2 separate regions of the Homo sapiens genome follow, and region 1 is linked to region 2. Evidence: read pairs that join two places in POLR2A ChIA-PET (ENCODE). Cell type or tissue: endothelial cell of umbilical vein. All regions are shown on one strand. Each heading gives the region's core, and the rest is flanking DNA. Links, peaks and the distances in the headings are about the cores only.

Region 1 (2,916 bases), core at 107-2,606, 300 kb after region 2:
TATTCCCCCAGAGGGGAGGGATGAGGAATGTGATAGTCCCAAACCAGAATGCCAGATGCCTTACTGTTCTCCATTTCCTTTGCTTTTTGTAATTCAACCCTCCTGCTGGACTACACCAAGCCCCAGTTGTCTTCTGATGCTCAACCCAGCTGTTAAAATTTTCAAGCTGTGCAGATATGAAGGGGGCATGACATATACTGAACTTCTCTTTCTTCTTCTGTTGATGCTCATGGTTTCCCCAGTTCAGTGAGTCTTAAGCTGTTTTTTCATTGTGACTCCATGATGTTCCTGTATGACATACTCCCGTGGTCCTACCAAGACTTTTACAAAATCAAACAATTTTTCATGATAAAATTTCAGTGTCACGAAGTACGAATATCCACATAGTCATTTGTAGTCAGTTATTGGTAGATACTAGCTAGATTCAGATGTGATTGCATTCTGTATTTATTTTCTTCACTAATAATCAATGGACTTTGTTAAAAGTTAATAAACTTCATGATAGAAAGTCAGTTTCTCAATTAGGTTTATCTAAGTATAGCAGATTTTTAGCTGCACGTGAAGCAGATCAAAGTAACTGAATACTCAGAATCTAGCAATAAGGAGCCATATCACTTTGTATTGACAAGTTAAAGCAGTTTTTTTTTTTTTTTGAGACAGAGTCTCGCTCCGTTGCCCAGGCTAGAGTGCAGTGGCACGATCTTGGCTCACTGCAAGCTCTGCCTCCCGGGTTCACGCCATTCTCCTGCCTCAGCCTCCTGAGTAGCTGGGACTACAGGCACCCACCACCACGCCCAGCTAATTTGTTTTGTATTTTTAGTAGAGACAGGGTTTCACTGTGTTAGCCAGGATGGTCTCGATCTCCTGACCTTGTGATCCGCCTGCCTTGGCCTCCGAAAGTGCTGGGATTACAAGCGTGAGCCACCGCGCCCGGCTGAAGCAGTTTTTAAAAAAATTGCTTCATCTCCTCCATCCAGTGAATTGATATTTTCCCTAAGCATACCTGTTATGAAATTTATGTTAGTACCTTTAGAATTATATTTCTGTTTCCTAGTATATACTTTATATGTGGATTAGGTATAACTCTGAGAGAATATCTTTCTTAGGTCTGTTACGATTGATGTCAAATTTGAAATCTGCGGATAATATGCCTTTGTTTTTTTTCTAACAAGGTCATGATGTACTATCCCTTTTTTTTTTCTTTTCTTTTGAGATGGAGTAGTCCCAGCTACTCAGGAGGCTAGAGTGCAGTGTCATAATTTCAGCTCACTGCAATCTCTGCCTCCTGGGTTCAAGCAATTTTCCTGTCTCAGCCTCCCAAGTATTTGGGATTACAGGTGCCCGCCACCACGCCTGGCTAATTTTTGTATTTTTAGTAGAGACGGGGTTTCACCATATTGGTCAGGCTGGTCTCGAACTCCTGACCTCAGGTAATCCGCCCTCCTCTGCCTCCCAAAGTGCTGGGATTACAGGCATGAACCACGGCGCCTGGTCTACCCTCTCGTAATCTTTTTTTTTTTTTTTTTGAGATGGAGTCTTGCCCTGTCACCCAGGCTGGAGTGCAGTGGTGCGATCTCGGCTCACTGGCACCTCCACTCCTGGTTCAAACTATTCTCTTGCCTCAGCCTCCCGAGTAGTTGGGATTATAGGTGCCCACCACCATGCCCAGCTAATTTTTGTATTTTTAGTAGAGACGGGGTTTCACCATCTTGGTCAGGCTGGTCTCGAACTCATGACCTCATGATCCACCCGCCTCAGCGTCCCAAAGTGCTGGGAATACAGGCAGGAGCCACCGCGCCTGGCCCCCTTTCTTAATCTTTTAGGGAGATTCTGGTTTTCCTTCCAGGAAATACTCATTTGCCAATGAGTTTGTGTTGCTGCAAAGTTTTCTGCTAAAATTCAAGACAATGTTTATCAACTCAATAAGCACAAATGTGTTACCAAAGAAATAGGACTTCACTGTTAAATGATTTAGTACATATTATTTCACTTCAAAAAAGCCCCAATATATCTGTTTTCCACATAGGTAAATTATGGCAGAGATGATATTAATGAAGAGAGGAACTCTATTAATTACCTATTTCTATGTCAAAGCCAGCCCCAAACTTACTGGCTTAAAAAAGACAAAACAACCAAATTTATTTTTTTCTTATAGCTCTGTGGGTTGGCTGGGCAGTTTGATAGGTCTCTCTGGGACTCAGGCTTACTAATGCGTTGAATTCAGATGACGGCTGGATGTCCGGAATGGCCCAGCTCACATATCAGACTGCTTATGCTGGCTGTTGGCTGCAATTCCTTGGTTCTTTTCCATGTGGGCTTTCATCCTCTATGAGGCTAGAGTTATGGCATGGCAATCTCAGGGCAGGACTCTGGGATAACCAAGTCTGCTGCAAAGGCACTCGTTAAACCTCTGCTTGCTTCACTTTTGTCAATGTGATGTTGGCCCAAAACAAGTCATATGGCCAAGCTGAGAGTCAGTACGAGAGTGAGTTTAGGTGCCATCTCTTGATGGGAAAAATGGCAAGGGGTTTGTGGCTGATTTGGCTGTTTTTAATCTAGAGTGAAAGTTTTCCCACTCTTCTAAAAACCTATTCTTTTTCTTTTGTAAATGAATTATAATCCCAAATTGGAAAATTATTGCCTGGCCCCCTTACTCTGGCGTGGTTGACATGGAAGTATTATATAGAAAGAAAAATCATCCATTACTACAGACATCCAAAACTAGCCCAACTAAAAGTTGTGTTGAGAGAGAAGAGGAGACATGGACAGAAACAGAGGAAAAGGGAACTAAGAGCTGTACATTGGTATCTAGAAATGAATTCTACACTGAGAAATAATAGCACAAGAATGGGTGGACAAGGTCATAGCACGTGATACAATAAAATGGTTATAGTAAAAACCACAGTGATACAAAAA
Region 2 (2,916 bases), core at 123-2,622:
GCGGATCACGAGGTCAAGAGTGCAAGACCAGCCTGACCAATATGGTGAAACCCCGTCTCTACTAAAAATAGAAAAAAATTAGCCGGGCATGGTGGCACTTGCCTGTAATCTCAGCTACTCAAGAGGCTGAGGCAGGAAAATCGCTTGAACCCAGGAGGCAGAGGTTGCAGTGAGCGGAGATCGTGCCATTGCACTCCAGCCTGGGTGACAGAGTGAGACTCCATCTTAAATAATTAATTAATTAATTAATTAAATAAAATAAAATAAATTCCAAACCCACAGACTCTGAGAGCATAAATAAGATGATCTTTTTAAACCACTAAATTAAGGGGTGACTTCTTATGCAGCAACAGTACCGGGGGAACCAGGTATGAGCAGTGCACATATTTTCACTGAATTTATATTGTTTGGGAAGTTTTCCTGGTTAAGAGTTCCGATTATAGACATTATGTTAACAGAGAAACCAACACCTAGGACGATTAGAGGGTAATCAGTGGCTTCTCCAGGGCTTCAGCTACAGTGATGGGTGAGAGGAACATGACAAGGATCAATTCTGAGAGTGCTGGCCGGGTGCAGTGGCTCACACCTGTAAGCCCTCATTTTGTGAGGTCGAAGTGGGTAGATCGCTTGAGTCCAGGAGTTCAAGACCAGCCTGGGCAACACGGCAAAACCCCATCTCTACAAAAAATACAAAAATTAACTGAGAGTGGTTGTGCTCACCTATAGCCCCAGCTACTCAGGAGGCTGAGAAAGGAGGATCACTTGAGCCTGAGGAGGCCAAGGCTGCAGTGAGCCGTGATGGTGCCACTACACTCCAGCCGGGGTGACACAGTGAGACCCTGTATTTAAAAAAAAAAAAAAAAAAGTATTCTACTTGAAGCAAGAAAAAAATATTTTCTGGAAGGGAATCACTTTCCTAAAAAAGAAAAGTAGCAGAATTTTTGTGCCTAGGGACAACTGAGAATAGGCACCCCCTCACCCATGCTGTGTCCTCCAGGATGAGCTGCCCACAGGTGAGGTGGGGGACCACCACCCAGCTTAGGCAGGAGTGGCCCCTGCAGGGGCAACACAGCGAAGAAGGCTTATCAAGCAGGATGGGGGTTTCCAAGCAGTGCTGCAAAAAGGCCTTTCTGTTGTTTTTTATGTAAGTCTGTTTCATGCCACATTTTGGGTGAAACACACACACACACACACACACATACTGCACAGCTGACAGTGGACAGGACTTCCTGGTGACTCTGGGTAAAGTCATTGTTGCTGGAAGAGAAGGGAAATGCATGTTTCCGGTGAGTTTTGCCTTATGTGGCTAAAATGTGAGGAACTTGGCAAATTTCCCAGTGCAAGAAGTCTATGGGACAGTCTGAAAAAGGAAGGGAGGATAATCTCCACCAGTTACTGAAGTGAAAGTGAACTGTTCTTTTCTGGGGACCCTTCCTTACAGAGAAAGGGTTGAAATGAAAAACACAGCACAGCCAATTTTGTAATATTATCTGGCCAGTTTAGTAGCCTATAGGTATTGTTTAAGGCATTTAGAAATTCAAGTGGTTGTTAGGACTATTTTTTTCTTTGCTTAAGACATCTAACCAATTTTGCATAAACTAGGATGGGGAATATAAAGGCCTTGGTGTTTCTTTTCCAGTTAAATAAATCTATCAATAAATAATTATGGAGCAGGTAACTCCCAAAATGTTTACTTGGATAATGAAATTCCAAGAAAGAGCCTTTAAAATTTGTAGTAGGCTGGGCACGATGGCTCACGCCTGTAATCCTAGCACTTGGGGAAGCCGAGGTGGGTGGATCATTTGAGTCCAGGAGTTTGAGACCAGCCTGGACAACGTGGTGAAAACCTGTCTCTACAAAAAGTTTAAAAATTAGCCAGCCTGTAGTCCCAGATACTCAGGAGGCTGAGGTGGGAGGATCATTTAAGGCAGGGAGGTCAAGCCTGCAGTGAGTCGTGATTATGCCACTGTACTCCAGCCTAGGTGACAAAAGCAGACCCTGTCTCAAAAGATAATAACAATAAGTAAATAATAAAAATTTGTAGTAAATAGATGTCTCTTTTTGGGGCTTATTCTGCATTATAAATTCACTCAGCATCAAGGCCACAGGATTAACTTTTAAACGTCAAGCTTCCTTCTTGTCCTGAAATGTGTCAACAGGTACTGAGTGTTGGCTCAAAGTAACTTGGTCTTACCTGGGGTAATCCCCTACCAGATACCCTCAATTATCTGGTCACTACAGAGCCAAATCTCCAGCATGCCTGGGCTGACATTCTGGAGAAAGTGAATCACAAATCACCTTGAATTAAGGTAACGTGGCTTCTACCACACAAAAGCCCCAAACCTCAGTGATGAAACACAATAGAAATTCACTTCCCACTCATGCAGGAATTGGCGCAAGGCAAGAATGAGGGACGTGCCAGACAATCCTGTGGAGCCTATGCCGAGACAGGCTCTGCCATCCTACGGGCATGTCCCCAGCACTGCTGCCAACAGATAGGATCAGAGAGCAAAGGATGGGCCGGAGCGTTTTGTGGGCCAGGTGTGGAAGTGTCATACATCACTTCCTCCTAGCTTCCCATGGCCAGAACTGTCACCTGGCCCAAATTATTAAGTAGATGCAGGTGTCTCTTGAAAACATCTTCTCTGGCTGAGCAGCCACTTCCCAGCAACAGAGAAGGGGAGCAGAATTCCCTGATGAACATCCAACCTTTGGCCACCATGTCACTTACACTATGGATTCTACCCAGCCCCAGCCTGTGGGATAGCTCCACAGATGATCAAACCGCTCCTAGTCCCAGCAGGTCCATAAGACCATGCTTTGCTGTCTTGATCTGTATTACATTCATTTGGAGCAGTACTTTGGAGCTGGGAGATGGTCCTTCCTGTGGGGATGCAGCAAAGATGGATGAGGCTA

Evidence for each region. ChIA-PET counts read pairs that join two places held together with the same protein. Peaks named below come from ENCODE experiments on the same cell type or tissue, not always from the same donor. Only the 100,000 strongest peaks of a DNase experiment are listed, where the experiment ranks them.
Region 1: POLR2A ChIA-PET joins it to region 2 with 7 read pairs; 5 of 35 experiments call an interaction of 5 or more read pairs at or near these places.

Annotation. Positions count from the first base shown.
Region 1 is chr4:184,653,816-184,656,731 of GRCh38, forward strand. The region is part of intron 2 of PRIMPOL (primase and DNA directed polymerase); the gene reads left to right. Among named protein-coding and RNA genes, the nearest start is that of PRIMPOL, 5.5 kb to the left of the region's middle. In endothelial cell of umbilical vein, for the core only: no CTCF peak of the experiment used is centred there; no DNase peak of the experiment used is centred there.
Region 2 is chr4:184,354,136-184,357,051 of GRCh38, forward strand. No RefSeq gene overlaps it. Among named protein-coding and RNA genes, the nearest start is that of LINC02363, 1.6 kb to the left of the region's middle. In endothelial cell of umbilical vein, for the core only: no CTCF peak of the experiment used is centred there; a DNase peak (open chromatin) is centred at 1,266; H3K27ac peaks cover 1,494 bases.